2 separate regions of the Homo sapiens genome follow, and region 1 is linked to region 2. A link is an interaction called in ENCODE POLR2A ChIA-PET data of the cell type or tissue named here. Cell type or tissue: HepG2. All regions are shown on one strand. Links, peaks and the distances in the headings refer to the core of each region. The heading gives the core; the rest is flanking DNA. Region 1 has its middle 23 kb from the start of ZNF684. Region 2 holds the start of LOC105378675 (a long non-coding RNA gene).

Region 1 (5,378 bases), core at 160-5,159, 100 kb after region 2:
AGGTGATCCACCTGCCTCTATCTCCCAAAGTGCTGGGATTACAGGCATGAGCCACCACACCCGGCCACATGCATTAATTTTTAAAGACAATAACCATATGTGTTGCTTAGGAGTTTGGGATCCGTTTTCGTTTTTTTTTTTTTTTTTTTTTTTTTTTGTTCTGGAGGCAGGGTCTCGCGCTTTGTGGCCCAGACTGGAGTGCAGTGGTGTGATCATGGCTCACTGTAGTCTCAACCTCCTGGGCTCAAGCAATCCTCCTACCTCAGCCTCCTGAGTAGCTGGGACCACAGGTGCATACCACCATGCCCAGCTGATTTTTTTTGTTTTTTGTAGAGACAGGGTCTCCCCGTGTTGCCCAGGCTGGTCTCGAACTCCTGGGCTCAGACAGTCCTCCAGCCTCAGCCTCCCAAAATGCTGAGATTACAGGCATGAACCACCGCGCCTGGCCCAAAACCTTTCTAATAAATTTTACTGACAGTCTTTTGATCCTCATTTTCACAAAATGTAAAGTTTTCATTTGATCCAGAAGATATCATTCGTATTTTCAAGGCAATTTGTAGATGCTTGGACCATCTTATAGACTAACAAGTGCAAACTTAGCTGCATTCACACCTCAATAGAGCAGCTGAGCATTAAAATACCCTTCATAAGAACTGGTAGTTTTGCCAATAAGTAGGCAGGTGTTTTATCAACTGAAATTGTTTTATAGGATTACTTAAAAGCCAGTACTTTCCTTCCCGGTTATTGCGCTATAAAACATATGAATAAGGATGTGCTAGATCTTTGAGTATGGTTATTTGTATTTATTATGGTTCTAAGAAGAAAAAGTAAGTTGCATTGTGAGATGTCACAGAGTAAAATTCACTGTCTTTTGTAAAGCTTTGAAATAATTTACTAGTGGTTTTTCAGTCTTGAAATTCACGCATCAGCATAATGAATGTTTAGTCTGTAATAATTGTAACCCTTGTTTTTTAAAACTATATTATATGTTACTTAAAGGCAGATTTAAAACATATATTCTAGGCTGGACACGGTGCCTCACACCTGTAATCCCAACACCTTGGGAGGCTGAAGTGGGCGGATCACAAGGTCAGGAGTTTGAGACTAGCCTGGCCAACATGGTGAAACCCTGTCTCTACTAAAAATACGAAAATTAGCGAGGCGTGGTGGCACGCACCTGTAATCCCAGCTACTCAGGAGGCTGAGGCAGGAGAATCTCTGGAATCTGGGAGGCGGAGGTGCAGTGAGCCAAGATTGCACCACTGCACTCCAACCTGAGCGACAGAGCGAGACTCTGTCTCAAAAAAACAAACAAACAAACAAAAAAACATAAATTCTGAATAGCTATCCACTCTCTCAATCTTGTACCTGAATCATCACAAACCCATTCATTGCAGTACAGTGAATTAATGCAAAATTACTAAATCTAGAGACATAGCAACTTAAGAACCAAAGCTGATCAGAGTAAATTCCCAGTAATTAGATATGTTCACATAGTAGCAATCATTTTCAATCCTTAATTAAGACAAGTTTTTGGGAACTGGTTGTGAAAATGAACGTATTTAAGTTGGTCTCCAAAATACAGAGACTTTTAGCATTTTGACTTAGTTTGAATATAGGGAGCTTGACAATATTTTGCTAAGGAGTTTGCTTTACAAATTTACTCAGGTACACACATAAAATTGGCTTTGTTCTTAGTTAATAATGAATAACCATACCAGTTACATTGTTATTTTGTAAAATTTATTTCTAAATAGAATAGAAACTTCTTACTGTTTAAATGCTTAAAACCATAGTTTTTAATGCCCAACCCTAGAGTTTATTTTAGCTATGAGAAAAGAAGCAAGATCAAGTGCATGTATGACTATACCACCTCAGACCATACTGAAAAATCATCTGCAGTGTTAAAATACCTCATATCTATAATGATCCTACATTGAATAATACAGACACACGTAAATTAGTTGCTGATATAAATGAAACCTCTAAGCCTACGATCTACTTGATTTTACATATAGAAAGTATGATCTCTGGTTCTTCTCCATATTCTTCTCTTCTAGAATGTGTGTGCAGTATAGTTGTATTATCTATTCACTTGGCTAAAGATTTTCTCTGACTGCTGCATATTCTTTTTATATAATAATTGCATCAGCAACTGTAAGCCTCTTATCTTGCCCAATAGTTTGACAGCTTGTATTTCTAGGCTAGAATACTTAAATTATGACTTTTTTCCTAGGCTGTGGATGGTTGTTATCATCACCATTCATCCATGGAAAGGAAATTTGGGCCGGACGCGGTGGCTCACGGCTGTAATCCCAGCACTTTGGGAGGCCAAGGAGGCGGATCACCTGAGGTCAGGAGTTCAAGACCAGCCTTGCCAACATGGTGAAACCTCGTCTCTACTAAAAATACAAAAACTAGTCGGGCATGGTAGCAGGCCCCTGTAATCCCAGCTAGTCGGGAGACTGAGGCAGGAGAATTGCTTGAACCCAGGAGACGGAGGTTGCAGTGAGCCAAGACCACGGCATTGCACTCCAGCCTGGGCAACAAGAGTAAAACTCCATCTCAAAAAAAAGAAAAATAAAATAAAATTTGATGTAAACAACAAACATTTCGGCCGGGTGCAGCGGCTCACACCTGCAATCCCAACACTTTGGAAGGCTGAGGTGGGTGGGTCACCTGAGGTCAGGAGTTCGAGACCAGCCTGGCCAACATGGGGAAACCCCGTCTCTACTAAAAATACAAAAATTAGCCAGGCATGGTAGCGCATGCCTGTAATCCCAGCTACTCGGGAGGCTGAGGCAGGAGAATCACTTGAACCTGGGAGGCAGAGGTTGCAGTGAGTTGAGATGGCGCCATTGCACTCCAGGCTGGGCGACAAGAGTGAAACTTTATCTCAAAAAAAAAAAAAAAAAAGGAAAAAGAAAACAACAAACATTTCAAGTACACCTCCCACCACTGCAAAGGGAATAACATTTCATTTGCTCTCTCTCTCTCTCTCTATATATATATAAAATTTTTATTTTCTGATAAGAAAAGTGCTAAGGCCAGGCACAGTGGTTCACACTTGTAATCCTGGCATTTTGGAAGGCTGAGGTGGGCAGATCCCTTGAGCCCAGGAGTTCGAGACTAGCCTGGGCAACATGGTGAAACCCCCTCTCTACCAAAAAATACAAAAATTAACTGGGCATGGTGGTGTGTGCCTGTAGTCCCAGCTACTCAGCAGACTGAAGTGGGAGGATCACCTGAGCCCAGGGAGGTCCAGCCTGCAGTGAGCCCTATTTGCACCTCTGCTCTCCAGCTGCAGTGAGCCCTATTTGCACCTCTGCTCTCCAGCTGCAGTGAGCCCTATTTGCACCTCTGCTCTCCAGCCTAGGCAATAGAGTGAGACCCTGTCTCAAAAAAAAAAAAAAAAAAAAAGTAAATATTATATATAATTAGAGAAGATGTAGAAAAAGTACAAAATACATAATCACATCACCCAAAAGTTACTACTATTTACATTTTGGAACACATATGTATATAAAACTTTTTTAAATTGGGATATTCTCTGTAACTTTTTAAATATTTTTCAATTAAAATATCATGAACATTTCCCTTATTAGGGAAGAAGAGTCACCAAGCCCTAACTAGTTTTTATTTGCCTTTCAATCATAGCACGTATGTTGATGCAAAGACCTATTCATTCCCCCATCCTAAATTCCTTTAGAATATAATGCTAATTAATTTTCTTCCAGAAGTCTCTGCGAAGTATCATGATTAATTTTTCTCAACTAAATATAGGAGTTCCCTAGTTACATGCTGCTTGACCTCCTGTAGGTTTACTCCTACATATGTAGCTACGGCAGTGAAACAGGATGAGTTATATTTATAAATCTATTTACCTGCAGAAATGCCTCTTTTCCTGTACTAAATGCTTAAAGTAATACAGAACACAGCTGCTTTCTTTCTTCAGTATCTTGTTAATCAGGATTAAATATATCTATATGCACAAGTACATACACACACACCCCGTTTGTGGTTTGCATGGGGAAGAAAACATATTACAATGCTCTCAGCTGAGCCAGAGGCAGTAGAAGACTACGTGACTGTCCCTGACTTCTTTTATCTAAAAGGAGGTTCGAGAATGCTCAGTAACAACTGCCACATCTATTGACTGGCACCAGGAAATGGTCAGAAATGAAGTTCATAGAAATGAACTTCATACTAGATAATAAATCATATTATTTCACTTACAATCAGCAATTATGCAAATGGTGGTTTTTAGGATTTGAAGAGACAAGGTGTTTACCAGAGACTCTTTTTTTTTTTTTTTTTTTTTTTGAGATGGAGTCTCACTCTGTCCCCCAGGCTGGAATGCAGTGGCATGATATCGGCCCACTGCAACTTCCATCTTCCAGGTTCCAGCAATTCTCCTGCCTCAGCCTCCTGAGTAGCTGGGACTACAGGCACCCACCATCACGCCCGGCTAATTTTTGTATTTTTAGTAGAGACGGGGTTTCACCATGTTGGCCAGGCTGGTCTCAAATTCTTGACCTCAGGTGAGCCACCACACCTGGCCAGAAACTTTTAATAGACACAATTTTGGGAGCATTTTAAAAAATTGTGGTAAAATGTAAATAAGATTTAAGATTTTAACCATTTTTAAGTGTATCATTCACTGGCACTAAGTACAGTCATGATGTTGTACAACCATTATCATAATAGATAAAATTTTGTATAAAGTACATGACATATTTCAAACCTATAGTTATATAAATTTTGAAGCAATGCAGATATTTCTATAATTTGTATAAAAAAATCGGGGCAGTGCATACATGTAATTATAGTCCATCTGAAGCCTCATATTCAATTCCTCACAATTTCCTAAGCTTTATACTCTACATTAAAATTGTCTACTTATAACTCAAAATTTTCTGTAATCTTTTCAATAAAATCAGTAATATCACTTACGAAAACAAGAAATAACGAGTGTTGGCAAGGATGTGGAGAAATTGGAACCCTTGAACGCTAAGGTGGGAATGTAAAATGGTCAAGCTGCTATGGAAAACAATATGAAGGCTTCTCAAATAATTAAAAATAGAGCTACCATAAGATGCAGCAATCCCACTTCTGGGTATTTATCCAAAAGAATTGAAAACAGGATCCCAAAGGGATAGTTGCTGTCCCGTGTTCATAGTAGCATTATTCACAATAGCCAAGAATTGCAAACAACCTAAATGTCCATCAATGGTTGAATAAAGACAATGTGGGATATAAATACAATGGAATAATTCAGCCTTAAAAAAGAAGGAAATTCTGTCATAAGCTACAATGTGAATGATCCTTAAGAATTAGGGTAAGTCAGCTGGACAGGGTGGCTCACACTTACAATCCCA
Region 2 (5,378 bases), core at 298-5,297:
AAAGACTTGGGAATTTATCCTCAGGCCAATGGCAACCCCTAAAGGGTTTTAAGCAGAAAAGGCAAGATCAGATTTCCCCAGAATGTTAGGGTCTATGGCCCTCAGGCAGAGCCTTCTTGGGAGTGACTTTTTGCCCTCTCCTACCCTTTTCCCTGTGCAGCAGCCTCGGTCCCAGGGAACCGGTTGTTTATGTGGCTGGCCCCAGGAGGGAGGACAGCCAGTCCCAGTCCCTCCAGCTCCTTCTCTCTGGTCTAAGCTGTATCGTGGCCTTGTTGACAAAGCTCAGCCCTTGGGGCCAGGTTCTCCCAACCTCCCTGGGGAGCCAGAGGGCAAGAGGCAGGGTTTTGCACCAGGCTGCTCTGTGCCCACATCCCAGCTCTGCAGTTCCTGAGCTGGGTAATCTCTGGGAAGGCATACCCGTCTCTGAACTTCTGTGTCCTCAACTATAAAATGGAGTTGATGATATCTCTAGGAAAACGATAAAGTGAAATTCCACATGGAAACCATAAACCCTATCTGGATGTCAGTTGGCATTTTTACTCTGTTGTGTGGGGGCTGACATCAACTCTGGGCCGGGCCCAGGGCTGGCTGGGGGTGGGAGCAGGGCTGGTTTCAAGAGTCAGTGGTCACGCAGGGCCCTGCGCCTAGAAGGACCCCACACTTAATGTTCTGCTGACACCGTCTTAAAATTTTTAGTAACTTTGAACAAGGGGTCCTGCATTTTCATTTAGCACTGGGCTCTGCATATTATATAGCCCCACAAATCGGGTAGGGGTAGGAAGAGGCAGGGAGAGACATGGATCTGCAAATGGTTCCCAAGGATGAGGTGGAGGGCATTACTAACTGTCCCAAGGTGGGTGGGATGTTAATAAGAATAACACTTATTTAGTGCTTACTGTGTGCTAGTTCTCTGCCCATCGCTTTACATGCTCATCTTTAAACAGTCCTATGAGGTAGGTACTATTATCATCTCTGTGGTATAGATGAGGAAACTGAGGTGACCTAGCCAAAGTCGCACAGCTATCAAGTGGCAGAGCTGGGATTCAAAACCAGGTTGTCCAACTGCAGAGCAATGCTTACACCAGGGAAGTCTCCACCTAGGAGGAGCGACCACCTGCCCTGGGTTTGGAGGATAACTTGGAGTTTGCCCAAGAGGAAGAAGTGCAGTGGAGAAGGGAGGACTCTCTCACCTGGGAAGTGTCCAGGCTAAGGGCATGATGCTTGGCCAGGAGATGGGGAGCCAAATCCTGGTGCCTTCTGGGGTTGAGAGAAGGTAACCTTTGCATTTCATGGTCCTGATTTGCCAAGCTCAGAGCCCCTTGTCACTCTGCCCCTAGGTCCTGCTGCTACCATGGCTCCTCAAGTTGCCCCAACCCCTCTTCCCACCTTTTTGCCCCCTCCCTCCCTACCTCCCGGGTAATCTCGTTTACTTCTCTTGATTTTAATGATCTCTTCTGGGTTGAAGATCTGCAGGTCTGGCTGGGTGCGGTGGCTCACACCTCCTCAAAGTGCTGGTAATCCCAGCATTTTGAGAGGCTGGGGCAGGCGGATCACTTGAGCCCAGGAGTTCAAGACCAGCCTGGGCAACATGGCGAAACCCCATCTCTACAAAAAAAATACAAAAATTAGCTGGGCATGGTGGCGCTTGCCTGTATTCCCAGCTGCTTGGGGGGCTGAGGTGGGAGGATCGCTTGAGCCTGAGAAGTTGAAGCTATAGTGAGCCATGTTCATGCCACTGCACTCCAGCTTGGGTGACAAAGCGAGACCCTGTCTCAAAAAAAAAAAAAAAAAGAAGCCCCAACAATCTGCAGGTGTGACTGCTTCCTGGCCCACACTTAGATGTCTCACAATCAGCTTCAGTTCAGGTCCAGACCCAGCTCCTGACTCTCCCACCTGCACCTGCTCTGCCTTTAAGGTCCCCGGTTCATCTCTGGCATCGCCGTCCTCCCACCTGGTCAAGCTAGAAAGCTGAAAGTTCTCCTGGATACGCCCCTCTTCCCGTCCCACACCCCTATAACCAGTCCTCAGCAAGCCCTGTTAGTCCTCCTGAATCTCTGCCTTGAGTCCGTGGACCCTCTCGCTGCCCACCACCCCCTCCAGGCCACCATTGGCTCTCACCTGGGCCACTGTGACAGCTTCCTACCTGGTCTCCTGACATTTGTTCTTGCCCCGCTTTCTTTCATGGTCTTCTTAGGATAAACGTTGGATTGTGTCATTTCCCTGCTTAGGACCCTTCCAAGCCTTCTTGGAATGAAAGCCAGATGCACTGACGCAGTCTCCGAGGCCCTGTGGGATCTGGTCCTTGCCTACCTTTTTGTGTCTTCTTCTGCCACTCTCCCTCAGCTGCAGGACTTCCACACGTGTTGTCCCCAATCCTGGAATGCACGCCCCCTCTTGGGGCCCTGCTAACTCCTACTTATCCTTCAGATAGATACCAGCTCGAACGTCATTTCCGCAGGGAAGCCTAAAAACCAGACAGTAAACAGCACCCTGCTCCAGAGGACCTTGTACTTCTTCATAACATTCAGCACACTCAAATCGCTTTTCCCTCATGTCTATTTCATGCTAGGCTGTGAACTCTGTGGGCTCAGGAATCCGTTTTGCCTCACCCCGGCACATAGTAGGTACACAGTGAGCTGTTAGATGAATGAAGGGACTAGATGAGGAGTGCTGCAGCCTCCTAACTGGTCCTTGCCTCCAGGCCTGCCTTTTCCAGCCCTTTCTCCAAGCAGCCCCAGAACAATCTTTCTAAAACACAGAACTGACCCCGTCACCCCCTGCTACTTAAAATACTTCAATAGCTCCCTGTCACTGACAGGAAAAGGCCTCGGCTTCTTATCATGGTATTCAAAGCCCTTTATGATGTGCGCCTGACTGCCTGTCTTCCCTGCTTCCCCGCCACACTTTGAACTCCAGTCCCTCTAAGACACCAGGCTGTTTTGGGTCTCTGTGCATCTGCACTTGCTGTTCCCTTTGCTTGTAATGCCTCCCCACCCCTACTTTGTCTCCATGGAGAATGTCCTTAATTCTTCAAAATCGGCTCAGCTGCTACCTTCGCTGTGAAGCCTGTGGAGCCCTTCCGCTCCTCCCCAGGCAGAGTTAGCCCACCCTCCCTCTGCCACATCTGTGCAAAGTCTACATCTCTTACTCGCTGTCTCCCACTGCACTGGGCTTCTCCGACGTAGGCACAGTGATTATTTTTTCAGGATTGTTCATCTGCGTACCTCCGGCTCCCAGCTTCTCTCTTGTCTTAATTAGGTCTTTGCTTATATACAGAAACCCACTCAAACCAGCTTCAGTAATAAAGAAGGGCTTATTACAAGGACAGAAGGGATTCCCTGGAACTAAGGGGAAGGAAAACCATTAGCTTCAGGAAGGCGGGACCTGGAGGGCCAAGGGAACTTGAAGCAGCCATTCTCTGCACCCTGCCTTTCTGTATCCACAGACTGGATATCTCTGCCTTTTCAGGCACCAAGCCACCTATAGTTCCTGTATTGTGTCCCTTGGTTTCAGCCACATGGAGAGAGAGAACTTGGGGCTTGGCAGATCCAATCCCAAACTCCCAGGAGAGGATCTGATTGGCTCAGAGTGAGGCAGGTGCCCACCCTGGTCCAGTCATCTGTAGCCTACTGGGAAGGATCAAAGAGACATGCAAACAGGGTTCTCAGTGCCCCGCTCAGAGAAGGGGGATCTTCGTTAGCTTCCAAACACATCTCCTGGAATTCTTAGAGTGCCGATGTGGGTGCAGGCAGTTGGGCCTGAGCCCCAAACTTCCATCTGGACAGCAGCTGGAGAAAAAAGGCCTGGAATTGTGACTTAAAGGAGAGTCTTTTCCTGGGCAGCAGTGCTCAGGACAGGCTCTGAAGAACCTGTCAAATGTCATTCAGAGGCCTGAGGAGAGAGAGGGAGAAGAAAGCCTGAATTTTCTCACCTTGCTTTGGAGTGAGGAGAGAGGGAAGAGGAAGCCAGGAACAGGCAGAAGAGTTTTTCCCCACGAAAATCTTCATCCTCCAAGATGTAACTCTTTTCATCAGTGAAAAACCAAACCATGTCTACCTCACCTTCCCCCTGTCACTCATTCTTGACCTGTATTGATTCTGTTCTTTGTGCTTCCCTGGTAATAAACATTTTTTTTAAGCACTTACTCTGTGCCAGACATTGTGTTCACACATTTCATTTAATCTTCACTTCTATAAGATGGGTACTATTATTATTCCCATTTTATTTTATTTTTTTAAAACATATAAATTTTATTTTATTTTAGAGACAAGGTCTCACTTTGTTGCCCAGGCTGGAGTGCAGTGACTTGAACACAGCTCACTGCAGTCTCAACTTCCTAGGCTCAAATGATCCTCCCAAGAAGTTGGGACTACAGGTGCACACCACCATGCCTGGCTAATTTTTTTTTTTTTTTTTTTTTTTTGAGACATTGTCACATTCTGTCACCCAGGCTGGAGTGCAATGGCTGGGTCACGGCTCACTGCAGCTTTGAACTCCTGGGCTCAGGTAATCCTCCCACCTCAGCCTCCCTGGTAGCTAGGACCACAGGCTCATGCCACCATGCCCAGCTCAGTTTTGTATTTTTTTGTAGAGACAGGGTTTCACCCTGTTGCCCAGATTGGTCTCCAACTCCTGGGCTCAAGCAATCCTCCCATCTTGGCCTCTGAAAGTGCTGGGATTACAGGTGTGATTCACGACACCCAGTCTGTCATCTCATTTTACAGACAAGGAAACTGCAGTTTAGGCATTTACAGGCTAGATTTTAAAGCTCTTCACCTCTCTTAATCTCGGTGATTTGCTGATTTGTCTGCTTGCTGTTTGGGATTGTGAAGGTCTCACGGGCAGATAGCAGGTTACCATCCTGCCTCTTTCCCCACTGCCCAGCAAGGGCTGCCAACTGTGGAACAGATGGATGCAGGTAGAGTAGAAAAGGTGTCTGGGTGGACGTCAAGTCTCTGACGTGTGGATCTCCCCTGTGTAGCTAGCTCTGTGACTATGGACACGTCTCATCCTTTCTGAGCCTCACATTTCTCATTCAGAAACGGGGAAGATAATTCCTGCTCTGAGGCTCATATTAGATGGTGGCCGTTATGACAATTTGTGAATAGGAAAGGACCAAGGAATTTCTAAAAGATTGTTATTACCAGAATAGGCTGTAGCAACAGGGCACTAGCGGGGCACTGTGCCCGAACTCCTGCAAGAGGTGGACAAGCCTAGAGCTTCCCAATATGTGGAGTGGGACCAGGGATGACTTTCAGTGCCATTTCTTAACATTAGCTCACGTAGTGAGAAAGTTGGTTCCCTCTCAACGATATCAAGTCCAAGATTGTCCAAGGGAGAACATGTCAGTGTAGTTTCTAGTGTGTCTTTTTTTTTTT

What was found. ChIA-PET counts read pairs that join two places held together with the same protein. Peaks named below come from ENCODE experiments on the same cell type or tissue, not always from the same donor. Only the 100,000 strongest peaks of a DNase experiment are listed, where the experiment ranks them.
Region 1: POLR2A ChIA-PET joins it to region 2 with 6 read pairs; 3 of 35 experiments call an interaction of 5 or more read pairs at or near these places.

Annotation. Positions count from the first base shown.
Region 1 is chr1:40,551,874-40,557,251 of GRCh38, reverse strand. No RefSeq gene overlaps it. Among named protein-coding and RNA genes, the nearest start is that of ZNF684, 23 kb to the right of the region's middle. In HepG2, for the core only: no CTCF peak of the experiment used is centred there; no DNase peak of the experiment used is centred there.
Region 2 is chr1:40,656,792-40,662,169 of GRCh38, reverse strand. The region is part of intron 1 of RIMS3 (regulating synaptic membrane exocytosis 3); the gene reads left to right. LOC105378675 (a long non-coding RNA gene) reads right to left here and starts at 4,137. Exons shown (of 2, transcript XR_947238.3): 1 at 2,119-4,137. In HepG2, for the core only: no CTCF peak of the experiment used is centred there; a DNase peak (open chromatin) is centred at 2,449.